Linked DNA regions of Mus musculus: region 1 is linked to region 2. A link is a loop called in an ENCODE intact Hi-C map of the cell type or tissue named here. Cell type or tissue: left cerebral cortex. All regions are shown on one strand. Each heading gives the region's core, and the rest is flanking DNA. Links, peaks and the distances in the headings are about the cores only.

Evidence for each region. Hi-C counts contacts between places; a loop is a spot of excess contacts. Peaks named below come from ENCODE experiments on the same cell type or tissue, not always from the same donor. Only the 100,000 strongest peaks of a DNase experiment are listed, where the experiment ranks them.
Region 1: it touches region 2 in a loop (2.4-fold over the local background); 2 of 42 quality-filtered maps call a loop at or near these places.

Annotation. Positions count from the first base shown.
Region 1 is chr10:111,180,810-111,189,145 of GRCm38, reverse strand. The region is part of intron 1 of Osbpl8 (oxysterol binding protein-like 8); the gene reads right to left. Gm51266 (predicted gene, 51266) reads right to left here and starts at 3,516; the gene lies at 3,448-3,516. In left cerebral cortex, for the core only: a CTCF peak has its summit at 3,075 (motif pointing left); a DNase peak (open chromatin) is centred at 5,152; H3K27ac peaks cover 435 bases.
Region 2 is chr10:111,246,903-111,255,238 of GRCm38, reverse strand. All of the region lies in intron 4 of Osbpl8 (oxysterol binding protein-like 8), which reads right to left. Among named protein-coding and RNA genes, the nearest start is that of Bbs10, 48 kb to the left of the region's middle. In left cerebral cortex, for the core only: no CTCF peak of the experiment used is centred there; DNase peaks (open chromatin) are centred at 4,112, 6,492, 6,667, 6,897 and 2 more places; H3K4me3 peaks cover 2,932 bases; H3K27ac peaks cover 3,897 bases.

The DNA of each region.
Region 1 (8,336 bases), core at 55-8,054, 66 kb after region 2:
AGTGAGCAGCATCCCTCTACGGTCTCTACATCAGCTCCTGCTTCAAGGTTCCTGCCCTGCTTGAGTTCCTGCCCTCACTACTTTTGATGATAAACTGTTAATGTGAACTGTGAGAGAAATAAAGCCTTTACTGCCAACTTGCTTTTGGCCGCAGTGTTTCATCACAGCAATAGTAACCATTTTGGTGAAAGGGTGTAGAAAACAAAGGTTTTATCAGATCCATAACAGTCACACCAAAGCTGGGCAGTGGTGGCACACGCCTTTAATCCCAGCACTTGGGAGGCAGAGGCAGGCGGATTTCTGAGTTCGAGGCCAGCCTGGTCTACAGAGTGAGTTCCAGGACAGCCAGAGCTACACAGAGAAACCCTGTCTCGAAAAACCAAAAAAACAAAAAAAAACTAAAACAGTCACATCCAGTTAAGGGCCTTGGCGAGTACAGAGCAGAGGGCGAAGCCTTAAAGAATGTTGCTTTCTCCCTCCTGGACACACATAGACACACTCACCTGAACTACATATTTACACACACACACATTGTGTGTGTGATATTGTACAGAATCATACATGATTTCTCCTTTATGTTTTTCATGATAGAATTCTAAGGTATAGAACATTTTTAAAAGCATTTATCACTCGCTTTTGGATGGTGGGAGGGAAGCAGACAAGACGTAGGCCAGGGGCTGTTAGTTCAGGTGGTTAATCCACCAGGATCCGTCACCGGAAGATTTCTAACATGGAACAGCTGGGGAAGTTAGGATGCTAGATTCCGAGCCCAGTGACTGTTATACTAAGATTGTCTGGGGTTTTCCATTTCGCAGCCATTAAACTGAGCTCTAGGGGAAGGTAACCCTGGCAGAGCATGGGTTTGCGAGAGTGCATCCCCAGCTAGCAGTGGAAATTTGAGATTGCTTATAGGTTTGACAGCAGCCAGCCGCAGGGGTTAAATGACTGGGACTGTGAGAAGTTGAGCTTTGGAGGCAGCGAGACTGCCAGGGCCGGAGAGTAGCCCGCAATAGCATGGACTGATTTTTAATATTACATGCAACAATTAATATTGTCAAAATAATTATATTACTAAATGTAGCCCATCGATTCGATGGACTCCTCATCAATATTCCAATTTTTACTTCACGTAGATAGGACACAACAACAAAGCAATCCTAAAATCATATGGAAGCAATTATGAGAGTAATGCTAGAGGCATTATAACACCTGATTTAAAATTATGCTGCAGAGCCATAGTAAATACTAGTATGAACACACACACATAGACACGCGAGGTTTGACAGAGGACACACAGATAAACCCGCACGCACTGCTACAGTTACCTTATTCTCAGCAAAGATGTCAAACAACCCAAATGCTGGAGGAATGACAGCCTTTTATCATATGGTGCTGGGGAACCAAAATATCCATATGTAAAGACTAAAACTACATTGTTGTTTAATTCTGTACAAAAGTTAATTCAAAGTGAATAAAAAACTATAATGGAAAATGTGGAACTTTGAAATAACTAGAACATAAGGAAAACACCTCAAGATACACGCAGAGGCAAGGATTTTCTGTGTAGGATTTTAAAAGTTAAGGAAATAGTAACAAGAATTGACAAATGGGATTGCATCAAAATAGACAGCTTTTGTACAGCCAAGGAGAATCTACTACCACCACTTTGCTAGACCAGCATCATTTCTAAAGACACTTTAAGTTTTATCCTTATACTAACAGAAGTGTAGTGCTTATGCCTCGTTAAAGAATCCTCTCTATGGAGAAAACTGAAACCATCACAGAAAACCACAGCTGGACACAATGCAAAGACCAAAGGATTGTGGGGATCCGACTATACAGGCAGCACAGCTCCAGCATCCACGGCTCAGGAAAGGTCATGGAAGAAGGGTGGAAAGACTGTAAGTGCCAAAATGCCAGGAAGTCTGTGAGACCGTTTACCTGATCTACCCTAGAGATGGCTGCATAAACAAGACTTGAACAATGACAATATCGACACGCTAATGCAGGAGGAAAATCAGATGGGGTCCTGCTCCTAGTCAAAGAGCGAGAGGCAAGCAATGACTGATCAGAGGGAGAGAATTAACCCGAGGGTTGAACGCCCCCATTGTTTACTCAATACAAAGTGGTCAACCCTGAAACAATACGCACACAAGCAACAGAAAGGGACTTAGCAGACTATTTGTATATGCATGCATATATGTAACACTAATAAAGAAAAAGAGGCTATCAATTTGAGGGGGTATGAAAGGACTTGGGGGGAAGGGACCTGGGAGGGGCTGGAGAAAGGAAAAGGAAAAGGAGAGATAATATAATTATATTTTGATTAGAGTGCATTAAAATATTGATACTTAAAATTAAAAAAAAAAAGAAATTATCACTCTTAAGAAACATAAATTACATCTTTAAGTTTAGCAAGTTATACTATGTAAGCGTAATCCCAGCTTTGGGGCTATCTGCTGCTGAGACAGCTCAGCAAGTAAAGGTTCCTCCTACCTGCTGCCTGGTTTGATGACCTAACTTTAATCCCTGGCGCCCACACAGTAGAATCAAAGAACGAACTACTCAAACTGTCCTCCGAGACAATTGTCCTATGCATGCCCCACACCCATACACACACATACACAAAATAAATAAATAATGTGAAGTTTAAAGTTTAAACACAGGTTAACACTGCTATAGACAAAAATTTTTAAACGAGGCTTAGGATATTTTAAACCAATGCCTTCAAGAATGCTTACCATAGGATAGAGGACCTGCCCTGCCTCTTTAAGGCTCCATTATGGGAGATTAGAGTGAGAGTATGGAACGCTGCATGGAACATCTATTTACACACCTCTAACTTGGAGAATGAGTTTAACAACTTAAAAGGGAATTAAGAAAAACTCTTACAAGAAATGCCAAAAGCAGCTATAAATGAGTAGAAGAGAAAAATACTCAGAATTTCTTGTTTAAAGTAGGAAATATACTTTGTATTCATCTTAGAAGATGGCTCAGAAGTTAAGAGAACTTGCTGCTCTTCCAGTGATCCTAAGTTCAATTCCCAACCATCATGGTGAAATCTGGTGCCCTCTTCTGGTGTGCAAGCATACGTGCATGCAGAACACTACACTAAAAATAAATCTTTTTTTTTTTTTTTTTAAGAAAAAAAACATGCTATTCAGCAGCCAGGAGCATTCAAAGAAGGAATATGTGCAGATATAAATTTTTAAAAGAAAATCTTTTTAATCTATTAGCTCAATGAGAATCCCACACAATGTTCCTCTTCACCTTTCACCCTTCTCCAGCTACTCCCAGATCACTTCCTACCTCCCAAGCCTGAGTGGCCCACCCTGTCCAGTTTGGGTTCCCTGTATACTAATAGGTGTGGGACTATTGGCTGAAGTATAATGTACTTACCAGGGTCCCACCCTTAAAGAAAACTGACTACCCCTCTCCTAAAGCCTATCAAGTGTCCACAGCTCCTTGGTTAAAGACACAAGCTCAGGAACCCCTCCCCTTCCATGCTGGAACACTGACTGGCTTGTAGAAAAGAAGTTTAAATTAAAGCTCTGCTTACATAAGCCCCTCCTATAGGCTGTTTCCTCAGTTATCATTATCCATACAGAAAACTGTAAGGGGGAAGGGAGTGGGTTCAAATAGGAATAAAGTACACAAAGGCTGAAGGTGTGAAGCTCTGCAGGTGGAGTGCTTGCCTAGCCCCCACTGGCCCTGTGTTCTATCTCTAGCACCAAAACAAACAAAAAAGCAGAGAGAACAATGAATGATATACATCATGGTAGAGGACAAAGAGCATATATATGGACAAGGAAGAAAAAAGCAAAACTAACTGGGCCTGTGAGATGGCTCAGTGGATAAAGGCATTTGCTGTCAACCCTAGCCCAGGACCCACATGGTAGAAGAAAACCAACTCCTGCAAGGTATCCTCTGATCTCCACATGTGCATTTATGTGTGTGCATACGCACACACACGCATATAAACATACAGGGGACACTGAAAACAGAGATTAAAAACTTAAAAGCAGACCAAAATGAAAAACTACAAGGAAATAAAGAGTCAACAATTTAGAACATGACAGGCAAAAATCCACAACCTACCCTTTTGTTTGCTTCAGTTTTTGAGACAGTCTCATATAGTCCAGGCTGAGTTCAACTTCCTTATACAGCCAAACATGAACTTAAACTTCGGGTCTCCTGCTGACACAGTGCTCCCAGATGCTAAGACTATAGGTGTGCACCCCACCCTCAGCCCCAAAGGTATTTAATAAGCATGTAATTAGTAATAATAAAATACTAATGCTAATTCAAAAAACAACACCTTCATCCAACTTAAAGCTAAAACTGCCTTTCCTGAGCAAGCTTGCCAAATGATGTTAAGGCGGAAGCCAAAGAGTGGAAAGCATACCCTGGCTTTCTCTCAGTGGCTCTAATGCCTCAGCCCCCACCCAGCTTTCCCAAGGCACTCACTGTAAGATGATGGCATAAGTCTCACAACAAATCAAAACATTCCCAACATCCCAAAACGTGATTTAAATTCTCAATCAAAAATATATTCAGGCCTGGCCTACAGTGAATGGCTGTAATTCCAACACCTAGGAGATAGAGACCGGACGGAGGGTTAAGAATTCAAGACCAGTCTGAACAAAATAGAGAATTCAAAGCCAGCTTGGGCTAAATGAGACACTATCTAAAATAACGTCCCCTGCCTCAAGTGACACACACACAAATACAACCACCATAAGCTTCCGGGAAGTTATTTTTTTCCAGTTTTAGGTCATTGTTATCTTAAAAGTAGCAGACCCACCTACTGGTTACCCTAGGAAATAAGAAATGGTGGGTTTGAATCTGGTTTCTGACACCCACTCTGCCCCCTACCCCTTTCTGACATCATTTTCAATTTGCCAAGAGTTCGCCCCGTTACGTGTTCACAGCTGGACTAAGATAATCACTTTCTATATATAATGCAATGAACTGCCTGCCCTTTAAAACCCTGGAGCTCCTCAATAGCATTTAGAGCTGTTAGGGAACTTCAGCTCAGCTCTCAACACCAGACATTTTACAGATGAAGGATCCAAGCACAGAGTGCCCAAGCCAGTGGGCAGGAGGCCAGGTCCTAAGACTCTTTAGTACCCAGCTAATGCTTTAAAACAAAACTCAATGTGAGGACTTACTAACAAAACTGAGTAGTGGGGAAACTGGAAACCTAACACTGTAACACAGCTCTAGTTCTGCTTCTAAAATATCCCACAATACAAACATGTACATGCATTTGCTGTGTTCACAGAAAACCAGGGAAAGAGGACGAGCACTTGGCGCTCTCAACACCATGTCAGACAGTCTGGCGGCCTAAGAGCCAGTCTCCACAGCTTCTGGGTTTATCCTTAGTGCATGCTGGTACATGACAATCTTGTTCCTTGGAAAAAATTAGTAAAACTCGGTGGTCATGTTACTATACACCTCTAATCCCAGCACTCAGGAGGCATAGGTGGATCCTGTAGCCTGGTACCCAGTTCCAAAAAAATAAATTAAATTTTAAATAAGTGCATTATGCACGTGCACACATGTATAGTAAAACTAAAAAATTTGGGTTAAAATCAGAAAATATCTAAAGTTCTTATTCTTTTCACCCCTCTTCATCCTTCCTTTCCTCTCCCCCCCTCTCCCTCCTCTTTATCTTTATCCCTCCTCCTACCTTATAACCAGCACTGACACTCAGCTGGCCTTAATTGGTCTTCATGTTAAATGAGGTAACATTAGGCAGGCTAATTGCTTTAGTTCAAGGTTAGCCTGAGAATCAGAGTGAGACCATCTCAAAAAACAAAATAAAACAAGTAATCTTTAAAAGTGGCTTTCCCTTATGACTACTACAACCTCAGTAAAATGTGACCCATACCTGTAATCCACTCTGACATGCAGGAGTCTGAACAGGAGATCAGAACTATTCTAACACATTAGAATAATTAAAGAAGGGTTTGACTTGTAAGATATATTTAAATATGTTTGTAGTCTAATATATGATATATATTATATATACATTGTATATGTAATATATAATGTACATACATATATACACACACCTACTAGTTATTCAAATGTTTTCTTTTGTTTTGAGACAGGGTCTCATGTAGCTGATAGTGATCTTTAATTCCTGATCTTCCTGCTTCCATCATCCTAGTGTTGGGGATTACAGGGCTCAAACTGTAGCATGTTTGTTAAACTGGCTTTACTCGTGTTAAAGGAGCATTTTTGGCAGGCCACATATCCCTACCTGAATTGCCTCTGTACCTTTAAATATTGTTATACCATATCTGGAAGGCTGGTGAAGACAATGACGAACAAGTTCATCAGATGATCTAGAAGACCTGGTGGCCAAAGAACCAGTCTCCATAACTTCTGAATTTTACCTTTAGTGCATGTTGGTATATGACAATTTTGTTGCATGCAAGTTAATGTGGGAAGTCCAAGATATATCACCAGTGGTAGTACAGGGCAGGTAAGCATGCGCAGAGAGAAGTGGGGAGGATAGCTTTGTAACCAGCCACTGAGGAGAATAAATCTGCTTCCCTAAGAAAGGTATTAATCACTTCTAACAGGCTCCTTAAATGTCATACATCAGGGGCTGGAGAGATAGCTCAGTGGTTAAGAGCACTTTAGGATCTCTTCCAGAGGTCCTGAATTCAATTCCCAGCAACCATATGGTGCCTCACAACCATTTATAATGCGTTCTGATACCCTCTTCTGGCATGCAGACATGCATGCAGATAGAACACTTATATACATACAATAAGTAATAATTTAAAAAACACATCAAAGCCAGGCATGGTGGTGCACACCTTTAATTCCAGCACTTGGGAGACAGAGGCAGGAGGGAATTTGTGAGTTTGATGTCAGCCTGGTCTACTGATCGAGTTCCAAGATAGCTAGAGATATACAGAAAAACTGTCTTGGGGGAAAGGAAGGAAGGAAGGAAGGAAGGAAGGAAGGAAGGAAGGAAGGAAGGAAGGAAGAGAAGGGGAGAGGGAGAGAGGGAGGGGGAAGGGCAGAAGGGAGGGAGAGAGAGAAAGAGAGAGAGAAAGAGAAAGAAAAAGCCAAACATCAAAAGGCCTACAGCAAGAAATCAAAATCTTTCTTTAAAAGACTTACTTTTTTTAAAAAAAATTATTGTATTTTTTTACATTTCAAATGTCATTCCCTTTCCTGGTTTCCCCCCTGCAAACCCTCTATCACATCTCTCCTTACCCTGCTTCTGTGAGGGTGCTCCCCACCCACCCTCACTCCCAACTCACTGCCCTGGCTTTCCCCTACACTGGGGCATCAAGCCTTCACAGAACCAAGGGCCTCCCCTCCCATTGATGCCAGATAAAGCCCCTTCAGCTCCTACAGTCCTTCCCCTAACTCCTCCATTGGGGTCCCTGTGCTCAGTCCGATGGTTGGCTGCGAGCATCCGTATCTGTAGTGGTCAGAATCTGGCACAGCCTCTCAGGAATCAGGCTCCTGCCAGCAATAGTGTCTGGGTTTGGTGTCTGAATGTGGGATGGATTCCCAGGTGGGACAGTCTCTGGATGGCCTTTCCTTCAGTCTCTGCTCCACACTTTGTCTCTGAATTTCCTTTAGACAGGAGCAATTCTGGGTTAAAGTTTTGAGTGGTTCCATCCCTCAGCTGGGGGCCATGCCTAACCTCTGGATATGGTCTTGACAGACTCTCCCTCCCCTTTGTGGGGTATTTCAGCTAACGTCATTCCCATGGGGTCCTGAGATTACTTTTATTTTTAATTGTTTGTGTGTGTAGGTGCTCAAAGGCCAGAAAGGGCTTTGGGTCATCTGGAACTGAAGCTACAGGCCATAATAAATTGCCCGACTTGGGTGCTGGAAACCATACCCAGTTCGTATGCAAGTACAGAGGACTTACGCTTCTGGGACCCAGGTTTAAAGTCACTTTCACCGTCTACGAATGCCTATCAAGAGGTCTGAGGATACTGCTCTAAATTTGGTAACCTTGGAAAGGCCCTCTGGAAGGCACTGGAATGTTCCGGCTGTTGAGAAGATGAGTATTCCAAACAGAGAGGAATTGATTTGTTTGACCAATCTGACCTAGCCTAAGCTACAGACAGAAGAGCCAAGCTGACCAGTTGACCAGTATTTGACTGGCCATAAAGATTCCCACGTGGCTAACCAGGTCCTCAGGATAAGCAGGACCTCTTAGGGCTTACAAGGGAGAGAGAGATAAGCCCCATCCAGGCTTCAATGTGGTATAGATCTTCCTAGAGGCAGGGAGCAGGTGGCAGTGAGCCCTCCTTGATTTAGTAGCCACTAGAGGGCCCCTATCCAGGACTACT
Region 2 (8,336 bases), core at 163-8,162:
TACGTGCAGTGTGGTCTCCATGTGGGTCCCTTAACAAGAGGAGCAGGGGCCGACTCTGAGTCTGTTGCCTGCCTTTGGAACCCTTTGCCCTAGCTGGGCTGCCCTGTCTAGGCCTCAGTGGGAGAAGATGAGCCTTAGTCCTGCTGTGACTTGATGTGCTGGGGTGGGTTGGTCACCATGAGAGGCTTCCCCTTCTCTGAGGAGAATTGGAAGCGTTTATGCAGAAAGAGGGGCTAAAATCAGGATATAAAGTGAATAAATTAATGAAAAAAACTAAGGTAGAGCCAAACTAGATTCTGTAGGTTTTTGTTTTTACTTGGAGGGATGGCTCAAGGGTTACGAACACTTGCCATTCTTCCCAAGGGCCTAAGAACTCTCATCAGGCAATTCAGGGATCTGTCAACTCCCTTCTGGCCTCGCACTTAACATATACATGGTATTCATCAACACAATCAATCACATGTATATATTAGGAAAAAGAAAATTTAAAAGGGCAAAGTTATGAACAGGGAGGAAGAAGTTATGAACGGTGGAGTTATGAACGGTGGAGGAAGAAGGGGGTGGATCTGGGAAACGTTACGGGGAGGATGGAGGGTGAGTATGCTCGTATGACAGAACTAGGTTGCATGCATTGAGACATTCTTAAGGAACAAAGAGAATGGCAATGAAGAGTTCTCGAGTCCACCAGTGCCAACCTGAATATTACTTTCTGTGCTACTGGAACAATTCACATGATATCATCCTCTTAGACCTTTTAGCCTAGCAAGCTTTTTTTTTTTTTTTTTTAAAGATAGGCCCTGGTGTAGCCAAGGCTAGCCTTGGACTCAATATAGAGCCAAGAAATACCTTGAACTTCTGATTCCCACTGCCTCCACTTTCGGAGTGGCGGGCTTACACAGGCTTGCACCGCTCCACCCAGTGTACACAGTTATAGGGAACACAATCACTGCCATGCACAAGTTAGAAATGTCTTCTGCAAACCAAGATACATCCCCAGAATGCTAGTGAGCTGATTTCTGAACTGAAAAAAAAAAAAAAAAAAAAAACATCCAAGTAAGCTTTTCACTCTTACTGTCAACTAGAAAGATATTTCATAAGGTGATAAAGAAGGGTGGGAAAATAAATCTTCAATAAGAATACATCAAAGAGGGGAGAAGGCACAGGAGAGGACATGGCAGGGGAGGAGGGAGAAGGGAGAAGGAAAGGAGAAGAAAAAGAAATAAGAAGAGGAAGAGAAGAAAAGGAAGGGAAAGAAGAGGCAAGAGAATACAATCAACCAACCAACCAACCAGCCTGGGTGTAGGGCACGTGCCTGCAGTACCAGCTATCTGGGAGGCAGGGGCACGAAGAATAGTTGAATCTAGCAGCTTGAGACCAGGTTAGGTAATACAGTGAGATGCCATCTTAAAAGGGGAAGTAAATATCTAATAATGTGTTTATTATAAGAATTAGATGAACATGTATATAATGTTGACTCTGACTTCTAAACAGTCTAAAACTGTGAATCTAGAATTCACAAACAGGGCTGGAAAGACTGTGGTTATGAGCATTGTTCTTGTAAAAGCTTGGGTTCAGTTCCTGGCACCCACATAGTGGGGTTCCTAATCATCTGTAATTCCAGTTCCAGGACATTCAACTCCTCCTTCAATCTCTGGGGACATCAGGCACACACAAAGAGCATATATATATACATATATATATACATAAATATATGTGTGTGTGTGTGTGTATGTATGTATGTATACACACACACACAACAACAAAAGGCAGACATAAAAATAAGTAAGTCTAAAAATACTGATGCTCCTTTTACTTGTAGGGCAGAGTGTTAGCTCTTCCCATGTCACAAAGATGAATCAACAACAGGACCAATGCCCGAAGCATTTCAAAATGATTTCTAATTTATTGTTTGATGTTTATAAATTTTAATTCTATTCTATCTTATTAATTCTAATATTTTTACTAAAATAAATCTGTAGCATGAAAATATTTCTCTCTCTAGAAAAAGTAAAGATTACTCAGTTTGAATATGGGGGTGGGGAGATTTTCATAACTGCAACATGGATTTTCAGATGAAAACTTACAGGAATTTGAAACTTAAATATAAAGTGAACTAGAAGTTACAAAATTAAGCTTGAAATAAAAAAAAAGTACTCAAAGCAATAAATACACCCATAAAGAATTCTCAATACTAATGACTAACACAACGTCAGGACCCTCTAAATATACACATGGAAGAACACATAAGACTTCAGATTTCCCAGTGTTGTTTTAGCCTTGGCTCAATCTGTATCAACCCACTTACTAGGTTAAAAAAAAATCCAGCTCACTGTGTCTACATCCACATATTATTTCTAAAATAGAACCATAATGAAAAGAAAGCTATAAATTAAACTTTGTGTGTATGTATACTCTTTCCTGTGCTTGTGTGTATGTGTGACTAAGTTTCCTGTCTGTGTGTCCCATGGCTGGCGTCAGTGTCTTTTCAATTACTTTACACTTTATTTTCTGAGATGAGCTCAGTCTTGCTCTGAACCTTGTCCATCTGGCTACTTAGCCAGAAATCCCCAGCAAGTCTCCTGTCTCCACCTTCCCCGCGCTGGACCACAAGTATGCTCTGCTATACCTAGACTGTGCGTGAGTGCTGGGGATCTGAGCGCAGGCCCTCAGGTTTTCATAGAGCACCTTGCCAGCTGAGCCATGCCCAGCACTACAGCAAACAACCAACAATGTCCAAACTGTTAGAAAACAGTATTCATGAACCTACATTATATACGACTTCTCAAACTAAATAAATGAATTCCATTTTAACAGTGTCATATTTTGAACTTGCAAATCACATAATTTGCTTCATATCATAGTGTATGATTAAATTCAAATTATTTTTAATTTTATCTATAAATGAGGAAGTTAAATGCTTTTTAAAATATGCAAATCTGGCCAAATTCCTTAAATGTTAACTAAAATTTTAAAAAAGCAGATGGTCAACATAAAATATACAAAACATATAAAAAAAACACCCCTCTAAAATAAAAAATTTCCAAACTGCATACTGGGTTTCCATGGGAAATTCAACACAGTAATGTAAAAAAATTGTTGCTAGTGTTGATGCTAGATCTTCTCATGAGACTGGATAGATCTTAATTCCTAAAAAGGTACAAAATGATCTATCCTTTAAAAAATGTCTGCCATAAAAGTTTGAGAGTCAGGACCTTTCCTTTAAGTCTTATGCCATGAAGTATAGTTAGTAGAGTGCTCAGCAGCAGGCAAGTATGGTGGTGCTCACCCTTCCTCCCAGCACTCGGGGAACACAAGCTGCTGGATCTCTGAGTTGAGGACAGCCTGGTCTACAGAGCAAGCTGCAGGCCAGCCACGTGAGAGCCTGTCCAGGCCACTACTTCCTACCATGTGACAGAAAAGGCTGCTGTCTAGAGGGGAGGCAAGGACTCCAACAGAGACGGGTGACAGTCCCACTGCTGTCACAAGGAAGGCAGGTAACAGCTGAGAACACACAGTTCTTGTCCGGGATCCGAACTGTAGAGCTTGGACAAGCAATTGAAGCCAGGGCTGCCACAGGGGAGGACGCTGGAAGAGAGTGCCACAGTACTCTCTAAAACCAGAATAACTGAGGCCTCTCCAAAGCAGTCTCATCAAAGCTACAACAAGAGAATTCCCTAATGACAGAATCAGTCACAGGTAACTTGGACACCTACGGTAGCCTTTGTTCTAATGTTTCCATATTTGGAATAGGCTCACAATAATTCTACTGAAGAGAACGCTTCTGTCAGGTAATTATAAGTCCATGTCAAGTTGTGTTTACTTCTAGTGACTTCAGTTTCTTGTCTAGATAAATTTTATATTAGATAATTTCTTAGCACACAGAGTTTACTTCTACTAAAACAGGACACTGGTTCTGAGTAAATGAGCTTTCTAAAGAATACAAATGCTAGCATCATTGACAAGCTGCGTCACAGGAGCAAACTCGGCTTGCTAACCATTGCTGTTTAGATATAACAGCAAACAGTTTATGCTGCTTTGGTCTTTTTTAAAAAACTGCTTGTACTTCTACCAACGCAAGTTTAACTAACAGCCATATGCTGAAGACCCAAGAACTATAAAATGTATGGTAACAAAGGCTGAGGGTCCGGAAGGTGGGTGAGCAGGTAGCAGAACTTGCCAGCCACTCACCATGACAACCTGGGTACAATCTCCAGGACCCACATAGTGGAAAGAACCAAATCCTGCAAGGTGCTCTCTGACCTCGACATGAGCCCACAGCCTGCTCTCTCTCTCTCTCTCTCTCTCACACACACACACACACACACACACACACACACACACACACTAAATAATTGTAACTTTAAAAGTGTTTACTATTTATCTGTGGATATTTTGCTTGAGTTTATGTATGTGTAGCACATGCAAACCTGGTACTCATCGAGTCCAGAAGAAGGTGTCCGAACATCTGAAACTGGAGTTATAGGCGCTGTGAGCCACCATGTGGTACTGGTTATGGAACCTGTGTTCTCTGAAGGAGCACTCAGTGCTCTTAACCACTGAACCATCTCTCTGGGCCTGAATAATTCTAATTTTTTAAAATTTAAGAAAATTTAAAATTTAAGAAGTAAAACACTATTTTTAAAAGCCTGAAGTAAAGTCTTTTATAGGTGATTTCTTTGCTAAGGATTTCCCACAATTCTTAGGTAGTGTTCTAGAAACAAGTACAAAAGCTGTAAATAAGATCTGAGATTTAGAGATATAATTAGATCCTAACTAAGCAAAGCATACTGCATCACAATGGTATAATGAGCACGCAGGCAAGGGCGGAGCTCTAGAATACAGCTCATTATCAACAAAATAATGCAGTTATTGGTAGAAGGGTGTGGGAGAGAAAGATAGAGATAGAAGCAGAAACAGATAAAATTTCCTATAAAAACGAAAAATGAAAAAGTAACTGCTGTATAAGATAAAGTTATCTTCAAATATCACTGTGGTAGAATTAATTCTCCTTTAATGCTACTATATGAAAGCAAACGCATCTAAAATAATCTTTCAGAACAATAAAATATCTCAAAAGGCATCAGATGTCTATTTCTTTTTACCTTTAACTTCAACACATAACACAAAGCCCTTTCTCTGGGGCACCTCACTCTACTGCTTGACTGATAGAGCGGACACTCTGAAGAGCTTTTCTCACAGCACACACAAGAATCCCTACAGGACTTCTCTGCTGGAAGAACTGAGTGAGAGACTCAGCACATCATTTACTCCTCTGACAAAATAAACTCACAACAATGCCTTCAAGTTTCCTTACTTTGAAGTTTTATACCAAACTTTCACACCGTCAGGTTTCTATTGTTTACGAAGGTCACTGATTATTCCTTAATACTAAACAGATCTTTGGTGTGAAGGTCAACAAATGGCATGCGCTACTATACCTAGCAACGGCACAAAAAACAGTCTGGAAGATAAACACAAGACAGGAACAAGTCTCGTGCAAAAACACAGGCTGCACATACAGTATTAAAAGCTACACTGTATTTTAAAGTCACTTCTGAATAAGGACACACTAAAGTTTACACTGCTTAAGGACATAAACGACCCATGATCGGAACCACACTATGTTAAGAAGACAATACAGATTAAATACTATTCAAAGCTTATGCTACTTAGGTATAGCTTAGAACCATGGGCTTTTATTTTATTTTATTTTTTTGAAAACATTGTTAGAAAAGAATCTGAAATTAGTGAATTTATAATTTATTTAATGTTTAGGTATCTCAAAACAATGCTTTATTGTCATTATAGTTATTCACAAAGACCCAAAAAGGTTAGGGGTAAAACTAAAACTCTACTTCAAATTCAAAAAATGTAAATGTCAATATATATATTTATTTATTTTAGTTAATATTAAAATGAATAACCAAATATTTGTCACAATAGTTTTCAAATATAAGCTCAAGTTTTCTACATCTTATTGACCATTTAATGCCTAAATGATAGCTTTAAAGTATCTAATTTCATTTAATAAATATTATACTGTATATAACATATAATTTTCTTAGCAAAAATTAACTCCACATGAATAAGTCTAGCAAAAAATATATACCTAGAAAACTTTACTGTCGTCAAGAATTAAAAGGTTGTAAGAAAAGCACATATGATAAACATTAATTATAATGACTCCTTTACAGAAATGGCTAATCATGTTAAATGTCTGGCTTTCATCTGCTAATACCTCTGTCAATACCATTTCTTTACAGGAATATATATGTATTATATATCAAATTCGGAAATGTTTTAACTGTCATCAGGGTCATATATTTACTACTACATTAAATCAAAATGCACATGATAAAAAAATCAAGATTCATATTTTACTGACTCGGAGCTCTCAAGTTTCAGCTGAAGAGACTAGTACAAGAAGATGAGGGAGAGCCCGGCTACAGATAGGCAGCTACTGAAAGCTAAGCTTTCACAACACACTTGTTTAAATGAAACATGATGTTAAGATTTTAAAAATCCCCGTATTATTTTCATTAAGAAAATGTAAGAAATTAAGGCAAGAACACAAGATGAAACAAACCAACCTTGTAAGGAAGGAGAAAGTTCATTGTATCCTCCAAACGAAGCATTCCGGACGAGCTTTCGGCCATCAATTCGTGGAGGGAATAAAACAGACGAAACCCCAGTACATGAAGAAAATCTACGATGCTGTGAACTCTCTTCTTTCATGGTTTAGAAGGTCTATTTAATATAGATGCTCACCCAGAAGGCTAATTAGCCCAATATGGCAAAGACAGGCTTTTCTCTCACATCCAAATGTAGCAAACCAGCACAAACAAAGGACACACACATTTAACAGCAAAGGAGGACCAGAGACTGTCAAATCAGCAATAAACAGATAGAGAGACTGACGGCAAAGGCACTGAGCCAGACAACTGGTTCCTTTTTAAAAACGAGTTGATTAAAGGGCTATTCCACTAATGCTTTACGATTGTATCAAAGAAACGATGCCCTGCACTGAGCTGCTCACTGCTCTAGAAAAACAAAGCAAGATCAATACTTAGCCATTTTCGATGAAGTAATAGGGTTCTTTCTTCTCTCAAGACGACAAGCCTGTCATTACATCTATTATATTTCTGTAGTATCTGGCCACATCTCCCTCTTCTCCCGACTCTTCTCTTTCCAGCTTTTGGTTACTTCAAAAACAGATCCCAACATTATACTGTTTATCTTTACTGAAGCTTCTAGATTTATATCTAATCTGCTGCTTGTCTTGGCCATGATTAAAATTTCACAAGGAAAGATATTCTTTCAAGTACAATTTTGGTGGATCAGAGCTGCTAAAGCAGAGAATTAACATGTAAGTTTTACTTCTAAGAGGAATACAGGAGTCTTAGGGCACCGTGAATGTGAGCCAATCAACACAGAAGATTAAACGACAGCATAAAGACGCCGCACACCCTTGGAGCATTAGCTGCTTCACTTCCTCTCCCCTGTGTTTGTTCAAAATACATAATCTACCAATGACTTCTGTCCATACAAAAACAAATCATTTGTTATCTCAAAAGTAATAACCTATACCATCTCTTTATGCCTAACTTTTAAAATTCCCAAGAACTCATTTTATTAAATTACTTTTGCCTTACCCTATCTTACTCCATTCAAGTTAAACTTAGTGGTTTATTCTTATAAGAACTTTGCCCTAAGATTCAGTTTCTTTCTTACCATGCACACACTTTAAATCTGAGTTTGGTTCATATAAAACATCAGTCCATATAACCTTAAGAGTATTTCTTCTTAAGGGGGGAAAAGCATTTAAAAACTCAGTTTCCAATAATGTGGGTGGTACATGCCTTTAATCCCAGCACTCAAGGGGCAAAAGCAGGGGGTCTACATAGTGAGTTCCAGGGCTACATATAAAACAACCAAACTTCCTGTATAATGCTATCCCTGCCCACCTTGGGCAAAGGCATTTCAAAAATCATTGTTAAATTAAGTTTATGGAGCTGTGGTGCTGTCATCTGAGGGCCTCTGTTTTTGCCTTGTTTCACTCTTCCCCATACCATAAAATGGAAATTAATAACCATAGACAATCAGAAAATTATAATTAATTCATACAGTTAGTGCTTGCCTTTAAAGGAATAAAGAAGGTATCACAAAAGGCATTATCCTCTTACAGTTAAGTAGGGTTTAAACTTAATAGGGTCTCCATTTCCTTATCTATAAAATACTAAGAGTAGCATCTATATTATAAGATTATTGTGTGAAGTCTACAAAGGTTCCGGGTAAAAACATTAGAATACTGAGTTCTCTCCTAAAGTTCAAGGAAC